Linked DNA regions of Mus musculus: all the other regions are linked to region 2. A link is a loop called in an ENCODE intact Hi-C map of the cell type or tissue named here. Cell type or tissue: heart. All regions are shown on one strand.

Evidence for each region. Peaks named below come from ENCODE experiments on the same cell type or tissue, not always from the same donor. Only the 100,000 strongest peaks of a DNase experiment are listed, where the experiment ranks them.
Region 1: a loop joins it to region 2, with 4 times the contacts of the local background. A loop is called at or near these places in 13 of 42 quality-filtered maps.
Region 3: a loop joins it to region 2, with 7 times the contacts of the local background. A loop is called at or near these places in 4 of 42 quality-filtered maps.

What each region holds. Positions count from the first base shown.
Region 1 is chr17:24,932,114-24,940,113 of GRCm38, forward strand. Mapk8ip3 (mitogen-activated protein kinase 8 interacting protein 3) reads right to left here and starts at 4,864. Exons shown (of 33, transcript NM_001163449.1): 1 at 4,424-4,864. The coding sequence starts at 4,741. In heart, CTCF peaks have their summits at 4,204 (motif pointing right) and 5,356 (motif pointing right); a DNase peak (open chromatin) is centred at 4,898; H3K4me3 peaks cover 2,695 bases; H3K27ac peaks cover 2,205 bases.
Region 2 is chr17:25,011,111-25,019,110 of GRCm38, forward strand. Cramp1l (cramped chromatin regulator homolog 1) reads right to left here and starts at 4,120. Exons shown (of 21, transcript NM_020608.3): 1 at 4,017-4,120; 2 at 2,578-2,915. The coding sequence starts at 2,914. It overlaps Ift140 (intraflagellar transport 140), which reads left to right and starts at 4,976. Exons shown (of 30, transcript NM_134126.3): 1 at 4,976-5,794; 2 at 7,651-7,828. The coding sequence starts at 7,682. In heart, CTCF peaks have their summits at 3,191 and 5,927 (motif pointing left); DNase peaks (open chromatin) are centred at 4,201, 4,841, 5,251, 5,781 and 1 weaker place; H3K4me3 peaks cover 4,779 bases; H3K27ac peaks cover 4,101 bases.
Region 3 is chr17:25,079,658-25,087,657 of GRCm38, forward strand. It overlaps Ift140 (intraflagellar transport 140), which reads left to right. Exons shown (of 30, transcript NM_134126.3): 19 at 7,186-7,363. It overlaps Tmem204 (transmembrane protein 204), which reads right to left and starts at 1,457. Exons shown (of 3, transcript NM_001001183.1): 1 at 607-1,457. The coding sequence starts at 886. In heart, CTCF peaks have their summits at 3,077 and 3,869 (motif pointing right); DNase peaks (open chromatin) are centred at 714, 1,614, 2,624, 3,994 and 2 weaker places; H3K4me3 peaks cover 3,644 bases; H3K27ac peaks cover 7,215 bases.

The DNA of each region.
Region 1 (8,000 bases), 79 kb before region 2:
TGGTGAAAGCATCTCTGGAAAAACTGTCTGACCTACATGCATGCCGTGCGTGGTACATACTTACCTACCCTCATAAAAACCTCATTCATTCATTCATTTACACTCGCACAAACACACACACATCTTGTGGACAGATTGATGGTACTTTAGTTCAGGTCACAAAATGACATGACATCAACATTTGAATCAAGGTTTATCCTAATAAGAGACTTCTAACCAGATATAACTGGCCACCCCCAAAACACATTTAAAAATTGGCAGCATTCTGCCGGGCTTGGTGGCACACGCCTTTAATCCCAGCACTTGGGAGGCAGAGTTCGAGGCCAGCCTGGTCTACAGAGCGAGTTCCAGGACAGCCAGGACTACACAGAGAAACCCTGTCTCGAAAAACCAAAAAAAAAAATTGGCAGCATTCTAAATATGAGCCAGACAGAGCCTTGGCTAAGTGTGTGTCTGTAGAAGTGTGTGCTTTTCTGGGTATTTGCTGAAAGGGAGGATGGGTAAGACAAAGGTTAGCTAAGACAAAACTGGGCAGGAGTCCCAAAGGAGGCAGAGAATGGAAGAGGTAACACTACCTAAGAGGCTTGGTGAGAAAGAATGTGCCAAACATTTTCATAATAGGCACAGTTTTGAATCTGTCACTGTTGGTTCATATTTAACCCGTTAGCCCCCATGTCTCTTGTCTATATACAAAATATTCAAAGAGTCACAGACAACAACCTCAACAAATCTCAAAATCACGAAGCTCAGGGAAAAGCTAGATAGTAGTATACCTGGAATAATTCCATTTAGTTAAAGTTCTTTTTTTTTTTTTTTTTTCCGAGACAGGGTTTCTCTGTGTATCCCTGGCTGTCCTGGAACTCACTTTGTAGACCAAGCTGGCCTCAAACTCAGAAATCCACCTGCCTCTGCCTCCCAAGTGCTGGAATTAAAGGCGTGTGCCACCCCCCCCCTCCAGCTTAGTTAAAGTTCTAGAAGATGAAAGTTAAAGAGAACAGTCACCTGGGGATGAGGCAGAGAAAAGCAGAGAACAAGATCACTCTGTGAGAACTCCAAAGCAGGGGCAAGGCTTCCGGGACTTACATGAGTGCTGAAAATCAAACTGGACACTAAGCATGTGCAGTCTGTGCACACCAATGAGACCTTGGTACCCCTTTCCCCCCAAAATGAAAGATTAAACGATGAAGGCCAGGATCAAAGGTTCAGTCTTGTGGCCAACAGCACAGCTGACTTCCGAGCACTAGGGATTTCCCAGCTGTCCTCTTCTCAGCCCAATGAGAATTCCTCACCTCCTGTACTGTTTCCTAGACAGCTGGCACCCCTCCTCCCACCACCAGTGTTTTCTTCCGCCAGGTCTCCTCCTTAACTGCCTGAGGTAGCTCACTCTAACTGGAAAATGTCCACTGAAAAATGCAAACCTATGTTCTAAGCATTTTCCTTTCTTGCCTGATGCTAATTTAAAAATATCAGTCACCTGCTTTTATATGAAGTCAACTCAGCCATGCTCACATAGACATGTGGCATGGTTGTCCTGGCCACATGTATTAAACGACATGAAAAGCAGAGGCTGAGATCGTGGCTCAGTGGTGAAAACTTGCCCAGCATGCTCTGAGGCTCTGGTTTTCATTGCCAGCACTAGAGAAAGAAAAAGGAAAAACAAAGTCCTATTTCCACAATTTCATGGGTGACAGTGAAAATGCTCAAAGGCCACTGTACCCATCGGCTACTGAACTAGATAGTATAAAACAGAGCAGGCCCATTGTCACAGAAAGTTCACTGGGCAGAATGGTTGCTCCAAAGGGGGTCCTTGGGCCTCAGGAACTGAAGCATCAGTGTGGAGAGATGTGCAGAGAAACAAAAAGCCAGCTTCCCTTCTCATCACACCAGCTAGAATCTCTTTGCCGGTACCAGCAGGGAAATGAGAATAACTCTGGGTGGAGCAGGCCAAAAGATACTAAATTCTTCAGAGCTCCTGAGTGATAAGGATCATTCGTGATCTCTTTAGTACATGGTTGGATGCTAGAAGTTGGGGTTGGGGGGCAGAAGTAGCCTGATAAACCTTTCCCTGACAAAGCAATAGAAGTGGCACTTGGGAAGGTAGGAGGGTATTTGAGTTGAGAAGAATGGGCCTCTAACCACTTCAAGTAGAAATGTGAGAAAAGGGTATCATCCTGGGTCTTTCAGGAAAAAATAAATCTTGGGTCAAATTCTGAGTTTGGATTCTGTTTGTGTAGCAGCAAATGCCACAGCATCAGCAAATGTCCAGAGAACCCACTGGAGTTTCTTGAGATAACCTGAAGGGTGCTTCTACCACATCCTTAGGGCTAAGAAAGATAACGGCAATAATAACGACAATACTCTGTCTTTCAAAAAACATCTTTTTTCCTTGATCTAAGTGCTTGTCTACTGCAAGGAAAAAGGCTAGTACAGTTAGCTGCCTTTCTAGTCCTTTTCTCTTCCAGAGGAAAATGACCAAGGGATACAAACCACTTTACATTAGAACAGTACCAATCAGTAACAACTCGACAGATTATGAGGCCCAAGTCTGAGTTGAAACATTAGGGGCACTGCCCTCGCTTCTAAATCCACCTTGCCACAGTTCTCTTTCTAGGTAACCAGTGGTCAACAGTGATACTTGTAGTGAACCTGATTCACTACTTTTGGTAACTCACTCATTTTATAAAACAGCTACAACTGAAGGTCTGAGAGAAAGAGGGAGAGGCTGGGTAAGGTGTGTGGTCCCCGGGGGCAGGATAGCCAGGCTGGTTTCTTCTGTCAACACTACAGCTGAGCCCCTCCTCTCAGGTTCTGAGTCCCAGAGAGGGAACCACCTGGTATCAAAACATACTGGTATCAGGAAAGAAGGAAAGGGCTGCGATGTTGTCTCTGTTTAAAAATTTTAAAAACCTAGGATTCTGTCTTCCCAGAAAGCTGCTGACAGCTCAGATTACCCATATCTGACTAAGCTTAAACAAGCAAAGTGCCCGGGACAGCAATTCTGCAGCACAACTCTGCATGCAGTGATGCATCGCTCCGGGCTATTACACCATCTCATCACCCATCCCTGTTTAGAAAAGGAAACTGTAGTCTTTTTACAGAACTGAAGATAAGCATGCAGGTCTTTCCACAGGAGCTAGGATGCTGTTTACAGTGTTTAGTCCCCCTTCAGCTTTACCCTCACTGGAGGTCCCTCCAAGGGCATAAATGGGCATTTAACCCCGGCTTCCACCGGGCCAGTTTGGCATCTATTTACTCATTGCATTGCTCAGCTTCCTTTCAAGAGCTGGGTCTTCTGCACAACCTAAGCCCCACGTACACTCACTGCTCCGTCCAGCTTGTTATTAAGCTGGAAGGCAGAGGCATCCTCCCCGGGGGACAGTGTCAACACTCAAGCAGAAACCATTTTACAAGGATGTAACTTTGCCTTACCACAGTACACCTTCATTTTCTTCTTTTTCTCCACATTAGTGATCTTGACTATGTAAGTATGGAGGCAAGGGGAAGAAATAATACCCAAGTCCTTTGCCAATGTATCAAAAGTCCCCAGAGAGTCAGGGCTATGGAGAGTGGTATCAGGCACAAGACAACTCCAGGGCAGGTCTAGAAGGACCAAACACTGCAGACTTCTAGGGTACTGCCCCACTAGGCAGCAATATGAACCCAGAAGGTAAGGCTTAAGCTGTTGCCAAGGTCTACCCTGTTACTTGGCCTGTCCTTTTGTCTGTGGTCAGTGTGTGACCTTGATCTAGCCCAGACAGTTTCTGGAGCCAGTTCCCTGTTTCTGAGGTCACCCAAGCCCTCCTCACATCCTTTGAGGCTTTTGAATCCCCCCATATGTAGAGAACTTGATTAAGCCAGTTATGTGGTGCCCATGCATTCACAGCAAAATCTTGACAATCAAAAGGCAAACCATGGAAAGTATGAATGATTCAAGATAAGCAAAGCTTTTATCCTAGCTGTGATGCAGGGCCACTAACTTAATAAGAAGCCAAAATATCAAGATCGACTCTTAATTTCAATAGTAGTCTCTAAGACTGTGTCAAGTCAACTTCACTTAAATGGAATTTAACCTCATATAAGAAGGCACTTCCCATCATAAACCGAAGAGCATTTATTTCTAGAATTGTAGAATTCTGGGCTTTGTGATTCTAGGGCAACTTGCTCCAAAGACGGGAAGGAATAAAACCCAGAGCCAGCAGGCGGCAGCCAAGGTCAGAGGACAGCAGGAATGGGGGCCCATGTCTCCCGGACTCTGCACAGGCTGTGCTCTAGGTCCCAATTGGATGGAGAAAGTGGCACTCCCAGCAGCATCGGCATCAGCATCAGCATCAGCAGCATACTGCCGGCTGAGCCGAGCTGGCTGCTCCACGCTACCCACACCGTCCCTCACCGTCCCTCTCCGCGGCGGCCGGGGCCCACGCACCTCCTCGGCCTGTTTGCGCAGCGCCTTCTCGCGCTCGTATTGCGTGAGCAGCTGCTCGTTGTCCTCGCGTAGGAGCTCCAGCTCCACCTCGTGCTCCTGGTTCTCGCTCAGCACCGAGTCAAGGTTCTCCAGCACGTTCACCACCAGCGGCATGAGCTCCTTGACCACCTCCTCGTCATAGCAGTGAATGAGGCGCTCGAACTCGCGGTAGATGGAGCCCGCCAGGCCCGACACACGCTCCGACATGACCGAGCCCGAGCAGTAGTCGTCTTGGTACACCACCACTCCTCCTCCCTCGTCCATCTGGATCTCCATCATCGCGGCTACCGCCGCCGCCGCCAGCGCGGCTCGTTCCGGGGCCCGAATCCACGGGCCGCTGTCACCTCAGGCAGCCGCTACCTTAGGACGTGCCGCCGCCCAGGCCGCGCCCGTCACTCCCTTGCCGGAAGTCCCGCCTGGCTGCGGGGGTGGAGCCCCATCCAGTTCCGCCCCGAGCGCCTTGACGCTAAAGGAACGTTTCCGGCTGCGTTGCTGGTGGCTCTTGAGGACGTAGCTCAGTCTGATTGGAGTGACCTGGATGCTTCTCTATCTCTGTCCTGTTTGTCTTCAGACCTTTGTCATACATACTCTGGCCACCCTCAACGTTCACGCGACATGTGTCGCTTGCCCTGTTTCTGGTTGTTTCCCGCTCTGCTGGTTGCTTAGTTCCATGCAGTGCTTCATTTTGCACAGGACACCAGGTTCTAAAATCCTTATGTGTGGCGGTACTTTTGAGACAGAAATATAAAGCGAGTCGATCTATATGTGTTCATTTGCTGGGGACACCATGAACCTGACTTTGAACTACTTGCTTTTTTTTCCTCTTTCTTTTTTTTTTTTTTTAAATTTATTTAATGTATTCACCGTTGCTCTCTTCAGACACACCAGAAGAGGGCATCAGAACCCATTGTAGATGGTTGTGACCCAACATGTGGTTGCTGGGAATTGAACCTAGGTCTTCTGGAACAACCAGTGCTCTTAACCACTGAGCCATCTTTCCTGCCCTTGAACTACTTTCTTGCTTACGTGGTTTTCCCGGTCCCCAAAGCCTTCCAAGGCAGCTCAGATTCACATCCTCTTAAAAAAAAAAGTTACTTGTTATTTTATGTGTATGTGTTTGGTTGTATGTAGACTTGTGCATCACACACATTCCTGGTGTCTGTGAAGGCCAGAAGAGGGCATCTGAATTGGAGTTAAGAAGGTCAGTTGTGAGCAGCCATATGGATGGCCAGAACTGAACAGAGGTCCTCCCCTCTAAGAGCAAGTACTCTCAACTGCAAGCCACCAGATCTTACTCTTAACCAACACAGTCCTTCTTGTAGCTGAAGTCCAGAGCACTTAAAACATTCCTCACAATTTCATATGCAAAGTCTTACTGTGTAGCACTGGCTGACCTGGAACTTGGTATGCCTGGCTTCTGCCATTCAGTATACACCATTACCTGGGGCTATACTTCCCTCATCTTTCCAAACACATAGATAAATACCTACTCTAAGAGATTGTTTTGTAACATGCCTCAGACCTTAGCACAACTCACTCCATGATGGAAGTCCAATTCAGGCTGTAAAACTCGGCATGTAGATAGCACCACCTGCCAAAAGAATGAAAACAGACCCAATCCCTCAGTGTGGATAGTTCTGAGAAAGTCTCTAAATTCCTAACTTTGCTTTTTGGCTTCTGTAGTTCTGCCTCTGACTAACTGTTCTTGTTAACTGAAGCATGCCAACCCAGAACATGGCTTTGCCCTTAAAAGCTCATCCTGAGAAAGGCTCAAGGCCTTTCTTGTTTGAGATCCTAAACACCCAGTGTACTCACCAGCCAGCTAATAAAGACTTTCCTATTGGCTTAAAACTATGTCAGAGCATTCTTCCACGGTGAACACCCCACAACATTTTCAGGTTGCCTGAATTTTGATACTGATTTAATTTTTCAAGCCTGCAAAACTGAGCCTACGTATTATATTATCAACCAACTAGGAAAACAGGCTGACGAGAAGGGGCATACTGCAGTAGCACTTGCAGTGACTGCTACCCGAGCCAGTTATTAGTATTTACTGTAGATGGTGTTTCACTTGTATGTGCCCTGTGCCCACAGAAACCAGAGGAGGGTGCTGGACGCTCTGGAGCTGGAGTTAACTAGGGGTTTTGAGTGTCACGTGGGCTCTGGAAATAGCATCTAGATCCTCTGGTAGAGCAGCCAGTGGTCTCCCCACAGGTCCAGTCCCACCGGAGTTAGTTTTTAATTGCCCAAATGAGGAGCCAGAACAAACTGATAAAATGATTAATTCTTTAAGATTTTTTTAGAGTTATTAACTTTGTATGGTATGAGTGTTTTGCCTGCCTATGTATATATCACATGGATGCCTATGTATATATCAATCACATGGATGCCTAGTGCCCATAGAGGCCAGAATCATTGGATCTCCCAAAGCTGGAATTACAGTTGTGAGTCACCATGTGGGTCCTGAGAACTGAACGTAGGTCCTCTGCTAGCATAGCAAGTGCTCTTAAGCACCGAGCCATCTCTCCAGTCCCCTGGTAAACAGATTACAGTTACAAGATTGTGTTTAGGGGTTATCTGAGTATTTTGTTTTAGGTCTCAGCAATTTTAACCCCATAAGTTCTTTTCCTGAGACAGGGTCTATATAGCTTTGGCTGTCCTGGAGCTTATGTTGTAGACTAGACCAGAGTACGTTCTAAATTCAGAGGCAGAGGGACCACCTGCCTCTGCCACCCAAGTACCGGGACTAAAGGCATGAACCATCCCTGTAAATTCTTAAAGTTAGAACATCACAGTGGGGGCACCTCCCACCAACAAAGGGACAGACCAACTGACTTGAAAATTACCCCCCTCCCCCCCCCCCAAAAAAAGGGAGGAAAGGCCTGGAGAGATGGTTCAGGGGTTTAGAGCACTGACTGCTCTTCCAAAGGCCCCGAGTTCAATTCTCACCAACCACATGGTGGCTCACAAACATCTGTAATGGGATCCGATGCCCTTTTTCTGGTGTGTCTGAAGACAGCTACAGTGTACTCATAAACAAATCTTTAAAAAACAAAAAAACCTCACTCTGTAGACCAGGCTGGCCTCAAACTCAGAAATCCGCCTGCCTCTGCCTCCCAAGTGCTGGGACTAAAGACATGCGCCACCACTGCCCAGCGAGACAGTGTCTCTTTACATAGATCTGACGGACTTAGAACTATGTGGATCAGTCTGGCCTTGAACTTACAGAAAGATCTGTCTGCCTCCCAAGTGTGTGCACCACAAGTTCTAGTGCTCCTTTGTTGTTAACATAACTGGGGGCAAGTTTGTTAAACTGATCAAAGCAAAGTGAGTTAAAAAAAAAAAAGGTTCTCCCACCCCCACCTGAAACAGGGTTTCCCTGTGTAGCCCTTACTGTCCTGGAACTCACTCTGTAGACCAGGCTGACCTCAAACTCAAGAGATCCACCTGCCTCTGCCTCCTGAGTGCTGGGATTAAAGGTGTGTGCCACCATAAAAATATTAAAAAAAAAAAAAGAAAGAAAGAAATGCCACCCTTT
Region 2 (8,000 bases):
TTTGACTTCAGGTGAACTTAGGATAAAAACAATAAACCAGCCTCTACAGCCATTCAAGAGCAAAGTTATAGAAATGAAAAATGCCTGCCGTCTCTCTCTTTATCACAAAAAAAAATTGTAGAACTATACTAGAAAAATTTTTATTCAAGTCAAAGTATCTACTCTTCTGTCCTCAGAGGAAAAAAGCACAGCTATGCAGAGACAACCAAACAAGGAGGGCCTCCCTCTTCTCCATAAGTCACTCTTCCCAAACTCCCATCACAATGAGACTTAGAAGATGGAACCAGCAGAGAAACTGCCACTGCTTCAGCTGTCAGCTCCCTTCACATATGCAAACCAGGGTTTTTTCCAAGTCAGAGCTGCACACTCAGGCACTCCTCACTTCTTACTGACCTATGCTGGCCAGCCAAAGTGGACATTTCCAGTGTGCGGAAGAAGCGCTCCTCCAGAGAGCCATTTCTGAGGGTTGTGACACAGTGCGCTTAGGCATGTGGCCACACCTGATCTCTCCTGGTCGTGGACAGAGGTGACTGATGACTGAGCACAAGTTTCTGCAAGGCCAGCCCGGGGATGTCCAGGGCACGGTGAGGTGTATCTGAATGGCCTGTGCAGCACACGAGTGGATGGCAGCTACCGAGAGAACTTAGCAGGAAGGCAGGCACTGCCAAAGAAGCTGCCAGAGGAAACAGATTCTCACTCCCTCCTAGAAGCACTAGGATAGCTTACTTTACTACAGCCACATAGTGGACAGCAATCAGAACCAGAAGCACCAGTGATCTATGGGAGAGGTTAACGGGGAACCTCTTCTTCTTGTGCAAACAAAAACGAACCGCTCTCATCATTTCCCAGCTCCCAACCCACTCAACTCTAGCTTCAGCACCCTTACTATGTACAGTTACTTATGAGTTAGCTGGCGTGCTTACAGGAACCCCAGCAGCCAAACTTAAGAGGCATCAACAACTGCAGTTGTTCCTCTTTTCTCAAGTGGGTGCATCTTGGACAGAAAAGCAGATCTGAATGAACAGAGAGAACTGAGTGGTCAAGGCATGGCAGGTGAGGTACCGGTGGGAGTGCACATGCAGGCCTTCCTGAGACACCACCACCAAAGTCACTGTAGACGTCGGAACTTAGCACAGACCCCAGAAGCTCCAGCACACCTGTATCCTCTAGTGAAAAGGGACTTTACAAAACAATCAAGTTTGTAAACTCGTGTTTTCCTAATACCAAAATAATAAACTTGTGAGGCGGCTTTTAGTTTTAGAAACATACAAAGTGACCTCATGCTTACATCTTTAAACTGGCATACTCACTCCAGAAATTCTTTTGGTGATGTCATGAGTCTGGATGAGGCAGAAGTGAGTTTAATGGGACACATCTGCGTCAGACCCTCAATACAAGTTCTCTACTGGCTATTGAAATATTTTCTTTTTAAAACCACCAAGATCACCTTAGTAATTTAAATCAACATTCCCTAAGAAATGAAAAATTTGAACTACTATAGTTCAAGTGCTGCTATAAATAAATGTTTTGGGTTTTGTTTTTTAAATACAGAGTCTCACAATGGAGCCCTGGCTGGTCAAAACCTTGCTATGTAAACCAGGTTGGCCTCAAACTCTGAGAGATCTACCTACCTCTGCCTCCCAAGTGCTTAGATTAAAAGTATGTCTTCATGCCTGGCTGTAAGTATGGAGAACTCACTGAAAATTGATGTCACATTTGTTATTTTATTTTTTTAAAAAGTGTTATATAAGCCAACTATCAATTATATCGGTTTTGGCATGTAATCTTAGCACTCAGGAAACTGAGGCAGAACTATGAATTCAAGGCCTTAGTGAATTCCAGGCCAGTCCAAACTATCAGCAGATTTTGTCTTTTAAAAAAAAAAGGCGGGAATGGGGTGGGGGGCAAACTTGGTCTGAAAAGAATGTAAGAGCAAATTGCCTGCATAGGTAAAAACCAAGATGCTGAAAGATAAAGAGAAAAGCAGACAGGGAAATAAAGGCCTGTGAAGAACCCACATGGCACTTTTTTTTTACTTTGGTAGGAGGCTTCAAGAAAGAAGTTGCAGTCTCAACACAAGACAGTTCTGTGGGCTGCCCCTGATAGGTCACCGTCAATTTCATCCAGTGGAGATCCTTTCTGGTTCACCAAATATACCTCAGTTGAAACTCTAAGTGTCCCATTTCTCTGTTCTTCAAACTTTGAAGCCAGGAATACTTTGGTGGAAGACAATAAGTCAAAGCCAGCCTCTGCCATTCCATCAACAGCCTCCCCAGTCCATAAATTACAAAAGCCAGTTCCTTTGTTCCGTTCCCACTACTTGAGGTGTGGAAATAGAGCAGGAACTTTCTCTGCCTATACTTGAGCTATTGTGCGTAATTTAAAATGGCCATCCATAAAAAACCGTCAGGGACCCTTTGGGAATCTATGTCTCTTGCCCAGAGAAAGGACAATATCACTGCCCTGTATGCTAATATTAAGAGGAAAGCAACAGCCTCCAAGGAATGGAAGGGGGCACGTGCCCCTGCAAGTGCCACCCGAGGAGGTCTTGTCAGACGCCACAGGATAGGTCCCTACCTTTTCCTCGCGGCCCGGAACCGCTGGCACCACCACTGCCCAAAGCACAGGGTGCGTCCTTCCTGGGCCTCTTGCTCTGGGGTCGCACGCTGGACCTTAGGAAATGGTGCTGGTCCTGGGGGCTGCCCTGCGGTGGAGACGGGGTCGGCAGCCCTCTGGGTGGCGCGGGGGCTCCGGAGGCCCGAGGGGTCTGCCCGTCCCTCTTTGTGCTGCTGCTGTCCGCCGCGTCCGCGCCGCCGGGCCCCTCTCCGTCCAGCGACTCCTCATCGGCCGTCCGCTTGCCCAGCTTCTTGAGCCCTTCCTCCCCGCTGCCGGCGTCGCCCAACTTCACTGTCATCCTGCGGCGAGAGAGACGAGGAGCGGTGAGGCGGGCGGCAGGCAGAAGTTTACCGCCGGCCTCCCAACATGGCGGCCGTTGTTTGTTCCAGCGCCGCCCGCCGCCCGCCGCCCGCCCGAGGGCCCACAGAGTGCTGAGCCCGACCGGACCGGGACCCCGCCCCGCCCTTGGATGCCCCTAACCCAGGTAGACCAACACAGCCCGGAGCCACGGAAGGCACGGCAGCATGACCTGGCCTCTGCGCTTTGGGTCCCGCAGTACCGCCGTCCCGCCACCACCTAACCCAAGGAGCCGCAGCTCATGGCCCCCAGCTTGATCCCGCCTCGCTCCCCGCACTGCCCGTGCCTCCCCTCTGCTCCCGAGCCACGCGCGATCAAGCCGCGCACCTGCCTATTGCAACGGCCCGCGCTGCCCTCCGAGCCCCTAGTGCTCCATAGGCCAAAACTGCCGCTCCCTCCAAAGCTGGCATGCAAGAGAGAGACTCTGCACTCCGGAAACCTTCCCAGGAGGGAGATGGCCCGACTACACCTCTCATTCAACAAAGCCTGTTGCATAGAACAGGTTAGAGAACACCGGAAAAGTGACAGCAAACACTGTTATGTTCCAGTCGGATCTTAAGAATAGGAACTGAACTATGTAAACAATTCTGGAAACAACAAAATTCTTGCTTTAACTTCTACCACTGTCATAAGATATCGATAAGCAAAATAATAATTATCTGTAGCTAGGAGAAATTATACTCAGAATAAACTAAAGTTCAGGTACATTCCAACATCTTAAGACAGGCTGTGTACATGATGAAGCAGGACAGAGAAACACTCCGTTCTTTAGCAGACGCTAGGTCCAACATAACTGTTGAAAACATTCCACTTAAAAAGAAAAGCAGACAGAGCAAGGTACCAATGATAACAAAGAAACAGACTGAAGGTAAAGACAGAGATGTAAAACTCGAAGTAACACCATAAAATGGTGCTGCCAAAAACGGTGTGCAATTTTCCTGTTTGGCACTGATCTTTCAAATACTACCTTAAGAAAACCCTGGCACAGAACCACACAAGACACAACCCCACGCTAAATGATTTTATGGCACAAGACTTCGAACCTATTCACTTTTAACCCCCTCACCACGGTTCCCAAAACCCTGTCATTGTGCTAGGGAGCGAAACCCATTCCCAGAACCAGCACTGCCAACAGCACCAAGCAAAATGCATCAATCCAACAGGACCCACTCGCCGGCGCGCTGGGCCCTGTCCCCAGGCACATTCCGGTCGTTCCCCAGAGGCGGTGGACTCCATAGGAGTCCGTCACCGAAACCCGTCACTTCCTGACCGTGGGAGGCGCGGGCACTGTGGGCCTCGTCCCGGCTCCACACCCTTTGTCCCATTTCGGGTGGGAGAAGCTCGCACCTTCCTGAGGAGCTGACCGCTGGCTGCACGCGGCGCAGCCCACGAATACCGCGGCCCCTCCGCGGATCCCGAAGGCTCCCAAGTGCAGCCTACGGTCACCTTTTTCATCCACGCTTCCCGGCAGCCTGGCTCCCGGATCCCGGGCCTCCGCAGAACCGACCGGGCCCGGCAGCTCCGGCTGCGGCGAAGCCGCGACGCCGGGCTGGTGGTCAGGTGTCAGGCGCGGTCACCAAGCACTGTTCCCCTTCGCAAGACCTCTCCGTGGACTGGCGCGCGGCTAACAGGGCTGACGGCACCGGTGCAGCCGCCACTCGCCCTCCCACACCCGGGACGCCGCGCTCTAAACAGTTCCGGCTACGGCGGCCGCCGGGGACCTGAAGTCGGCGCCGGAGCGGGGAGGGGCGAACGTCCCGCAAAAAAGACGAGCACGTCCAGCTTTTCTGCGGGCGCGCCCAACCAGCTAGGCTGCCATTGGTCAGCAGGCGTTACGTGCGCGCGCCCGCACGATGTACAGGGGCGGGCCCGCAACGTGGGGCGTGTTGTGACGGCAACCTCGCGCCCTTGCGGATCATGCGTCTTTTCCGATTGGCCAACCGACAGCCAATAGGATCAGCGTGCTGGCTGTGATTGGCTGAGACTATGTTGACGGATGCGTGAGAAGAAATCACCGCCTCAGCGGGGCGTCTTGAAGCGCGCGGGAACTCGGGTGGGGACTTTGCACTTTGAAAACAGGTTTAAGACCATAAATGTATCGTAGCATAGTCCACTAACACTTTTCCTATTCGAAGCGATAAGGAAATGTGTTTTTAAAACTCTAATGCTTATGCATGTGGCGTTTGAAAAAAGTATCCCAGTTTGCAGGAGGTCCCCGCCTCTGGTTATCCCCTTGGCTCATTGGCGTGGACCGTGCTACTGCGCCTGCTCTTCAGCGACACTCGCCGTTGGCTAACACTGGCTAAAGTGCACACGGTCACCCAGGGAACCCTGTGCCTAGCTGCTGCAAGCCTCTGCTGAGTACCGCTTGCAGCGGTCTCTCGAGGCATCAACGCGCCACGCGCCGGGGCGGTGTCCGGTACTCAGAACGTTCCAGAGAAGCTCTCGAGCCGCGCCTCCCCATCCGATGCAATGCAACTAAGCTCCGCGAGGTGCCGACTGATGGCCTGCGTGGGGTAGGCAGGATGAACTCGGGGAGAAAAGTATTAGGAGCCTTGACGCAGCTTGCCCCGAGTAGCAAATAGATCTGGCCCACCCATCAGCGGAAAACCCAAACTGGTCCTAAAGTGGGCCTAAGACTCAGAGCTGCGCCGGGAGGTACCGACTGTTTTCGGTTCTTTCCGCCGCAAGTCACCAGTGGTCGTTTCGGGAGGCATCGGAGGCGCGGCTGTCCCTCGACTGCTTCCGCTTTCTTTACCGGCGTTGTCCGGGCAACACGGAGGCACAGGGAATCTGGCGAAGTTAGATTCCTATACCTAAGGTGCAGAGGGGTCTGGGGCTGGACCGGGGAGTGGCAAGAGGTGGGATGGGATCGACCTGGGACCTAGAGATGACCTGCCAGGACCCTCTCGGTTCCTCTCTGTGTGCTGGCTTCACATTGTCTCTCTGCACAATCCTAGAGCCCCCTGCTGGACTTTTGAGTTGCGGCGTGAGTCCCCCCCGCCCCCCAATGCATTTAGTATGAAGCTGGGGGAAGACAAAAAAGCCAAAATCCTCTGCTTGGTTAATCTTTGGGTGGCTTGTAAAGATAACATGACCTGAATGGACCACCTTGAACTACACTGTCCTTCAGTAATGTCTACATGATGCAGCTAGTGATCTTATTCTGGCCCAGAGAGCTAAACTTTACATCATTGGTCACTATCCCGAAAGGCTACTTTAGAACCCATCCTCTTGTTGAACAAGAGACTCTAAAAGGAGTATCTTGTCTTTAAGCCTACTTGTTAGTATGACTCCTTGGGCATAATGAATTTGACCTGCTTTCCTAAGAGTTGGCATGATGGAGGCACTCACCTCTGAAAATAATTGAATATAAAAATACTCAGTATAAAAATGAGGATCAGTTGACTGGAAAAAGTGAAATTGGCCTTTTCTTGTTTTATGGCCTACATACTTGAAACTTGTTCCTGATCTAAGGACATTAACAGATTTTTAAATAACTTTTGTGTGTGTGTGTGAGCATCAGCTTCCTAAAGTTGACTTAATATCTTTTTAATTATTTGGCTAATTCTCATTTTAAAGCATAAGTGCTGTGCTCAGAAGTGCCTCATACGTTTAATCCCAGGACTTGGGAGGCAGAGGCAGGCAGATATTTGTGAATTTGAGGCCAGCCTGGTCTACAAAGCAAGTTCTAGGACAGCCAGGGCTACATAGAGAAACCCTGCCTTGAAAAAACAAAACAAATGAATGAAAAAAAAAAAAACCTTAAGCACAAGCGAAAGAAAGAATGAATAGTTAGAACATTGTATAAAATGGACATACTGAAGTTGACATGTTGCCCTTTTTAAAAAAAAAAAAAGAAAAGATTTTTCTTATTTTGAGGCAAGATCTCACTATGTATCTTTGGCTGCCTGGAACTCACTGTAGTAGACCATATTTGCCTCAAACACATAGGGACCTCTGCTTCTTCTGAGCTGGAATTGAAAGCTTGTGCCACCATAGCTGGCTTACTTTTAATGTGTATATGTACAGGCGAGGCCAGTGGGGCATCAGATCCCAGAGGAAGCTGCCTGATGTGAGTGCTGGGAACTGAGCTCATGTATCTGGAAGACTCTCCTAACCACAAAGCCATCTTTCCAGCCCATGCAACAAATTAAATGCAGCCTCTCCCCCATCACTGTCGCTTGGTGGTCCTGACTGTCCTCTACTAAGTCGTAGCTAGAAGACGTTCTTGGGCTTTTTGGTTTCCATGAAGTTGAACGCTGTTTTTCTCTGTAGAGATGTTCTTTGATGGGTAGTTTACTTTTATTTTGTTTTAATGTTTTCTTTGAAAGTATCTGTGTACATTGAAACGATACTTATCGAATGAGAATGATCAAGAATTATTTGAAACACCACCCCCCTCCCCCCGTTTCAGTACTTGCTACTTGCATTCTCTGTTTAGTTCTCTCTTTGATAGCAATGAATTTTACTTCTTTTCCAGCACACCGTGGGTCATGCCAAGTTTAATCTTTTGCTTCTAATTTTATAGTTTTCCTTAATAGAATAATCTCTAACAAATGAATTGGCTTGCATTCATTTAAGAAACATTTTAAAGCTGCTACGTGTCCTTGTAGGTTTGCTTCCATTTTGTAATTCTGCGCGTAGTCACTAGGGGTTGGTTTTCCCGCCCTGCAGGTTTCATCCTTGACTAGGTCTGTGCGTCATCATGGCTCTGTATTTTGACCACCGAATCAAAGCTCCAGACACACCCAGCTCTCCCTCCCACATCACCTGGCACCCCACCCACCCATTCCTGGCAGTCGCATCTATAAGCCCATCTTCTGGAGGCAACGTAGACATCTACCTTGAGCAAGTGAGTCCCTGGAGCTATGTCGGCTTCAGCAGCTCCTGATTCTTGTGTTCTTTTCTCTTCCTGAGTCATGGAGGCCAGGAGGCAGCATAACTCGGCACGAGAGTTCTCCTAATCAGGTCTTCCTAAGGGCCAGTTATTCCCAAGCATCGAAGCCACGATATCCTGCACTTCT
Region 3 (8,000 bases), 69 kb after region 2:
GTCAGCAGATGTGTCGATTTTAGATTGCATCCTCATATTTATGAGGCCCTTTATTCTCGTACTCTCAAACAGTGCATGCTATTTAAAGAGACGTTTCCAACTCCCAGGGTAGTGCATAGACCCCAGAACAAGAGAGCTGGGAAAGGAAAAGGCCACCATGGGCGTCAGGGAGGTAACACTCTGCCCTTTGCTGCTCTGTGCCTCCTCTGGTCTCCCGGACATCCCAGCCAGAGTCTCCTGCACTGTCCGAAAGGCCCTGACCACCTCAGCCGTTAAGACAGAACTCAGCCACATGTTCTCACACTTCTTGTTTTCCTTATTAAGTAATATTTCTTTCTAACCAAGGAAAAATGACTTGCTTTGATTAGGATACCCATCTTTCATCCTTCAGCCACATGTAATGGCAGAGAAGGAGCCTCCAGCCACGGGAGTGACTTCTTGTGAAGGAAGCCACAGACAGAGTCTAAGCTGAACAGTGGAGCTCTGTAGCGTTGCTTGTCAGGGTGGGCAGGAGGTGCAGGTTCCCTGCTGCCACCCTCAGCATGGACGGACACAACCTCCCCTCACCTAACCACTGGAAGGTGACAGAAAAATAACAAGACTTACGTTTGACGGTGCCTCGGGACTCCTGGAAACCTGCTGATTCCGAGCCCCATCCTAGAACCTCACAGTCATGGGTGTCCACCTGCCCAGTTCGAGTCCCAGGGCTTGTGACTCCCTTACCCCTGTCCACCAGCCAGCAAGACTTCCACAGCCCCACACTCCGCTTGCGTCCGTCCTCCAGCGTCTGGTACACCCAATTGGGGGTGAAGGCTGCTGCGTTGTTGAGGATGAGGGAGACCAGGGCCACCAGCACAGCGGTGGCCACAAGCTTCTGGAGAGTCATCTCTGACTTCCAGGACTGTCTATCTCGGAGAGTTCCAAGTCCCAGTCAGCCGCTGTGCATCCAGAGAAAGCCAAGATGCTGCTAGGGGTGGCTAGAGGACATCAGCACTCATCCTTGGGAAGCTATGCGGCAGCTCCAGCCCGGCACAGGAGGATGTCGCCCATGGGACGGGTCCAAGAGAGCTACTCACAGCCCTGTCTTAGCCTGCCTCTTGAGCCTGGAGCAGGGACAAGCCTGTGCTGAAGCTGGTCTCCCCAAGACCCATTCCAGGGAGAAATCTGGGGCACTGGCTGCACCAGCGAGAATCCAGAGTTGTAAGTGGGTCGTCTTCTTTGGAACAGAGGCCAGGGAGGCTGTGTCCACAGTGCCTCTTGCCTACAGCAGTGGAAAATGGACAGCAACTCGGGAGGCAGGCACAGCGTGGGAATCAGCCAGGTTACGCGCCTCAGAACGGGCTGTGGGAGCCAGTCTGATGGAGGAACAGGGTTGTGGACGCAGTGTGGGTTTGGCCACCTCTCTGCTATGTATCCCGTCTTGGTATCTCTGCCACAAATGGCAGGTCCTGAAAAGCAGAACGCCTGCCACAAGGAAGCATGTGTATGCGCGTATGTGTGTGAGCTCCCGTTTCCCTGTCTCTCAGCAGAGAGGAAATGGTTGTTTTTGAGGCTGTTTTTGGTGAGCAGGAGGGCGTAGCCAACTGCAACAAATAGCAGCCCTGCCACAGAGCCAGACACTAACAGGATGTGCTTCCTGATGGGAAAGGCCTGGGGAGACTTCAGAGGCCTGCTCCAGCCCACCACTGGCTGCCCCTCCCCATCTTCCTGTCCCATAGGAATAGTCAGGGATGCCAGCCAGGACACTCATCTTCTTACCTGTTGCCGTCAAACCTAGCCAGCTGTGCTAGGTCCCGGACCAGGGGATGCTGCAGACAGCACGGGCAGGCAGAATCCTCAGGGACTAGGTGTCCATCCATCCATCCATCCATCCATCCATCCATTGCCTAAGGCATGATAGGTGCTGTGAATCCCCAATGTCTAAAGCAGTGGTTCTCAGTCTGTAGGTCATGACCTCTTTGGGGGTCAAATGACCCTTTTACACGGGTCACCTGAGACCATCAGAAAACACAGATATTTGCATTAGAATTCATAACAATAGCAAAATTACAGTTGTGAAATAGCAACAAACTAATTTTATGGTTGGGGGTCACCACAACATGTGGAACTAATGGCAGGACAGAGTAAGGTGTAGAGGCACCTGAGGCAGGCCACCATCTGCTGACAGAGATCCATTCACCTCAAGGGAGCAAGTGTACTCAGACCTTACAAGGAAGGGGAACCTTGAGGAACCTCTGCAAGGGGTTGTTCTTGGGCTGGCAAGAAAAGGTGGGATTCTGTAAGGGGTTGTGCCACCAAGCAGGCTGGATAGCTGATGTGACTTCTGAGCAGCCAAGTTTGCTTACTAGCAAAGTGCTCGCTCCCCTGAGGCTGGACAGAGCGACTGTACATTTGCTCTCCTTCCTCATAGCGCTTCAGCTCTGGTAAATAAAAGCCACCAGGTCTGAGACTGTGTCCCGCCTCCAGAGCCTCCCACCAGGGTTCCAGAGCTGCATAAATGAACACAAGAACGCAGGAGCTGTGGGCTGAACCATCTCAAACACACGTACTGCACCGCACCGCACCGGGCAGGATTGGGACAGCCTGGTGCTGACTAGTGCACTGGCCGGGACAGGCCGGAACCGACCTTTCCTGTCTTCATGAACTGACATGCTGGGCCACCCCCTACTTCCTAGTGTGGCTGCCTTCAATCACACGTTCCCATATATAGTCAGGCTCCTGGCACTCCTTAAGTTTACATTCCAAAAGGCAAGGACTCTGTCTCTGTCCAGCCTTTTGACTGTCAGCAGTTCTGAGAATGTAAGTCCTCTGAGGAATAATATGATTTTTCACCCTCAAGTTTGTAGCAAGTGTCATTGTGGCTTATTTATATTTTTTATTCTTATTGCTCAGGGCCTGAAGGAAATTTACGCTTCATTCCAGGTCTCTGGGCCAGCCTCCCTGTGGGGTATGTTCTAAGTAGGAGGGACTTGACAAGCCGTGTGGGGTGCCATCTACCCTCAGCTTGTGCTATGACTCCGAAGGCACTTAAGTGGTACAGCTGTCATTGTTTCTGCCTGTGCCTCCCCCCAGAGGCAGAATTAGGGTGCAACATCTCCTACACAACACTTCAGAGATGAAATATTTGAAAGGAAGGTCTCCCAAAGTCTCCGTTAAGAGAACATCTATTTTCCTCCTTTATTTTTTGGGTGGTTAGTAAATGGCTAATTCCCGGTGAGAACCGAGAAGCTGTGTTAAGATTCTCTAACTCTCAAACTGATGACATCCTCCTGTCTCAGCATTGTACAGCTGGCCCTGAAGGCTGCAGGACACGTGTGGGCATCTCAGGGAGGGAAGGCCCTTGCACCAGTTCTGGCTTTGACTTTCCTGAGCTGGGTGGGGAGGAAACCAGGGCCCTGATCCCCACCTGTGCTTCTAGGAACTTTTATTTGCAGGTGTCTGTCCCCTAAACCATCTGCCTATCTGTGTAGGAGGGGAAGCAGGGAGAGATGGACTTAGGAGGGTCCTCTCGTGAGATATGAAGCTCCTGTGTAGGAGGGGAAGCAGGGAGAGATGGAGTTAGGAGGGTCCTCTCTTGAGATATGAAGCTCCGGTGTGGCTGGTAGGAAATCTCTCACCCAGAGGGTTGACCTTTCTGCTGTCTGTTGCCCTGAGTCAGACCTTACATTGTTACTGGAGCTGCATGCTCATCCAGCCCCCACCCCCAGCACTGTGCCACCGCCATGGATTCTCAAGCACACACACACACACACACACACACCCATAGTCGAGAGGAGCATCACAAACGTAGCTCAGCCTAGCTGGTCCCCGACTTGCTCACTCAGGACAGGTCCAGCTGAGTGTAGGTCCTCCCAGAAAGCAGTAGAGGGAGCCAAGCCAGCTCCCTCTGTGGCCACATCTGCTTCTCATCCAGGCGCCTGTAAGCTGATGAAGTACAGATGTGATTCCTCTCCACAGTGTAACTCAGACAACAGGAAATTCTCAAGACTTGGACAGGGCTGAGAGGGTGTTTACTTCTTAGAATCTCTGCCAGATGCACAAATCCCAGAACTCGACACCGGAGTTAGAGCTGTCCTGTCCTTGGAGCAAAGTTGTCAGGGAGTTGTGTACAGAGAATGTCAGGAATCTGGTGGGAGTTGAGATGGTTCTGGACCAGACGCAGCCGCAGAGAACGTAGTGTGCATCTGTGGAGAAGGCTGGCAGCCATTTCTTGGGCCCAGGCTCTTGTAGCAGCTGAGACCTGACCCTCTGCATATTTGATGCACAAAGACCTCAGCCCAGTACAAGAAGGCCTTTGCTGGCATTTAAGGAGCCTTCCTCCCAAATTCATCCTGCCTGGCACAGCCTCCTCAGATCTGTTTGGTCCAGAGGCCTTTGTGAAAATAGTGGACATTTGAGTGGTGTCACATATAGGGACAGGGAGGCCCAGCAACACCAAGAAAAGGCTCAGTGTCCCACTCAATGAAAGGACCAGGCATTCGCCTTGTGCCCACCCTCCTGCTGAGCAAAAAAGAGCCAGGGTGCACACCAGCCAGCTTTCTCTCCAGGCCGGTGACTACAGTCATTTAGATTGTGTTCCAAACCCTGGAAATGGGTGTGTATATACCTGTTGCTTTCTAGACAGTGCAGAAAGAAGCAGGGGGGCTGCTCAGAGAAGCAGAGGCAGCCAAGAGGCCGTATCCGCCCTCCATCCAGCCCCACACGAGGCCTTAGGAGGCAGTGAGAGAAAATTATTACTTTTCATTTGGTTTCATTTTCTTGAGCCTCACCATGTAGCCCTGGCTGTCCTGAAATTTACTGTGTAGACTAGGCTGGCCTCCAACTAACAGAGATCTACCCGCCTCTGCCTCCTGAGAGCTGGGACTAAAGGTGTTCGTCACCACCGCCCAATTTAGGATGGCTTTTTCAGAGTCTCATCTGTAGCTGCCACCTTGCTGTAGACAGGAATGCCCATGCCTCACACTCAGCCCAACCGGCTTGGAAAGGCACTGGCAGACCCTTGTCTGTCCTCAAAGATCTGTGTCGCTTACTGGAGTTGTGCCAGGAGAACCAAGAATTGCCCTGTGATTCCAAACTTACCAGTGGATGACATTTCTAGGAATGGCGGAGACTTAAAGAATGCTGTTCTATAGGGTTCATGGGGATCCCACGGGATCCCATAGGATCCGATGTGAGGCCCGGAGCTCCCTGTGAGAGACCAAACGAAAGGGAAGTAGGGAGTTGGCATTTAAAGAGTGGGACTTAGCCTAGATGACCAGCCTCTAACACTGGTGTGCTGTGTGGGCATGGTTGCTGCTGGATGCTGCCCCCGCTAGGGCAGAGTGGCATTGAGCAGGTTTTGGCCACATGTGCTGCCTCACAGCTACCATGAGTCATTCGAATTCCAAAGCCAAAAGCACGAGGACAGGGAGTCCACCTGCTGCAACAATAAATCAGAAAGGTGATGCCCAGTGAGCAGCGCCTCTTAGAGGTCACCAGCCCGGCTCCTGCGTCACCGCCTCCAGCACAGCTCTTACACGTCCTGGAGATCGCAGAGCAGGTTGTGAGAAGCCCAGACGAGGCAGAGGTGCTTGCAGTGGGGGAGAGCGTCACCCCCCCCACCCCACTGGATGGGTTTGGGATTTCAGTGTGCCTGCTTCCCTCACTCCTACCCCATGTGGCTGTCATGTAACTCTGGTCAGACCTCACCCCCTACAAGCAATAGCTACCAGGTGCATCAGTGCTAAATGTATGCATGCTTGCCTCATGTTACTTGATACACTTACTTACAGAGTCAGTCAGAGTTCCTGCAGGACCCAGACAGGTCAGAATTACCTGTGGACAGAAGGTGCTGGCTTGAAGGAAAGAACACCTGGATATATAAAGCACACCACGGTGGCCACCCCCACCCTCGCCAATGCCTGAGCTAACACAGTGGTGCTTTCCCTCCATTCTGGTCGAGTCAGGGAGTCTAAGATGTGGGTCATCCATGGATCACCTAGCTGCCCACAGTACTACTTGGCCCAGTGGGTGGAGAGACCTCTTCCTCATCCTTCTTCGTGGAAAACGTTCGCAACAATTGTGCTATAGCCCCACTTGTGAAAACAGCAGCTAGTCTTGTGTGGGCAACGGCCCTCCAAGTCCTTAGTTCTGCCACATCTGTGTGGCACGGAAAGGACAGACTTACCCTGCCCCACCTCCTGGAAGGAAGCTGCTTCTCTAGCCAGGCTTTATCTGGGGGGAGCCACTGGAATGTGATGGGAGGGGCAGAGGTAAATGCTTCTACATGGATGCTCCTGTAGCTGCTCTTCGTGGTTTGCACTCTGTGTGTGTGTGTGTGTGTGTGTGTGTGTGTGTGTGTGTGTGTGTGTGTGTGTGTGTGTGTTGGGAGGGACAAGAGAGGTTAACTGCAGGTGTGTGTTCATGCCTGTACTGTAGCATTGCTGTGCTCCTACAGTAGGAAGAACCTATACCTTTTAGGTAGCCTAAGCAAAGGGGACTGCATAGAGTAAACTGGCTCCACCTCTCTATTCAATATTTGTCTTGAGCGTCTGTGTCTGAGACAGAAGTTCCAGGCTCACAATGGACTACCTCAAAATGAGGGACAAGGAAGGGTCCACTGTCCAGCCTGTACTGTAGCACTGCTGTGATCAGGAGCTGGCCCTGCTCCAGGCCCCTGGATTGAATTGGGGCTGTGGGCTCTTCTCTCTCCCCTGACAGCTTCCAAAATGCCAACTTGTGACTCTAGGAGAAGTGATGGAAGGCTGTCATAGCCCCTTCTTCCTGTAGGGTCCCCAACACTGGGAAGACTTCAGGAGAGCACCATAGAGCCACTTGCTCAATTGTGAGCAAGAGGTTCTTTGACCTGACTCAGTGTGTGCTCACAATTAGGAAAGCCATTGTCACTGAGTAGACAAAGTAACACAGGGGTAGTTACAGAAGACTGTCTGTTCCCTTCATCCTCCCCAGAGGCTTTCAAGATCAAGGACACTATGTAAGACATGCCAGGGGGAGACTCAGGATACTTCTCTCTCCTTCCTTATTTTTGAGCAATAGGCATGTGGTACCTAGTCTTCAGTCTTACTGTGTAGGATGTACACAGTACCACATAGGGCCCCCTGCTTGGTGGTTCTGTCCCCTGTCAGCTGCTGGGCACCCAAAGCTTTGGGTTGGAAGCTGACTGGGCCTCCTCTCCTCTGTCTATAGTGAGGCTGTCTGGGAGAACATGGCACGCATGTGTGTGAAGACTCAACGGCTAGATGTTGCCAAGGTGTGCCTAGGGAACATGGGCCACGCCCGTGGGGCCCGAGCACTGCGGGAAGCTGAGCAGGAGCCAGAACTGGAAGCCAGAGTGGCCATGCTGGCCATACAGCTGGGCATGCTGGTGAGTAGTCCCAGTTTCAGACAGACAGACATACATCACTAGGGGACCGAGAGGAAGGTTTGCCACATTGCCAAACTGAGCCTTCAGTAAAAAGGGCAGAGATTGCTAAGCATAGACCAGACCCTCCTCAGCTAAAGTCTAGAAACAAAGGGCTAAGGAGATGGGAGTGAGGGGCTGGCAAGTGAATAGGCAGTCTGGCTGCTGGTCTCCTGGGGTCTGGGGCGTCCCTCAGAATAATTGAGACCACCAGCTTGGTTCCCTAAGGCCTCTGGTCTCAGCTGGGCTTCCTCCTGCCTCCTTGAGTTTTAGCTCATTGCATACTTGCTTTTCTGGAGGAAAGACACCGACGTGCTCGCTCCCCACAGTCAGAGGCCACAGCCTTGACTTAGTGTGCCTGCAGGTACAAGGACAGACCTCTGAACAGGGAGTTGTGGGGGGTAGGTATTTCACCCACACTTATTCTGCATATCAGGAGCACCCCCAGAGAACGTCCTTATCTACAGGGGAGCACAGGCTCTGTAGGACCCCACCAGCAGCCAGCTGGGCTGTAGCAAGGTTCGACATTCCCTTGGTGGTGTACAGGTCTCACTCACAAGTGGTTGGAGTGTCACTTGGGTACGCATTGCCTTTCTTGACT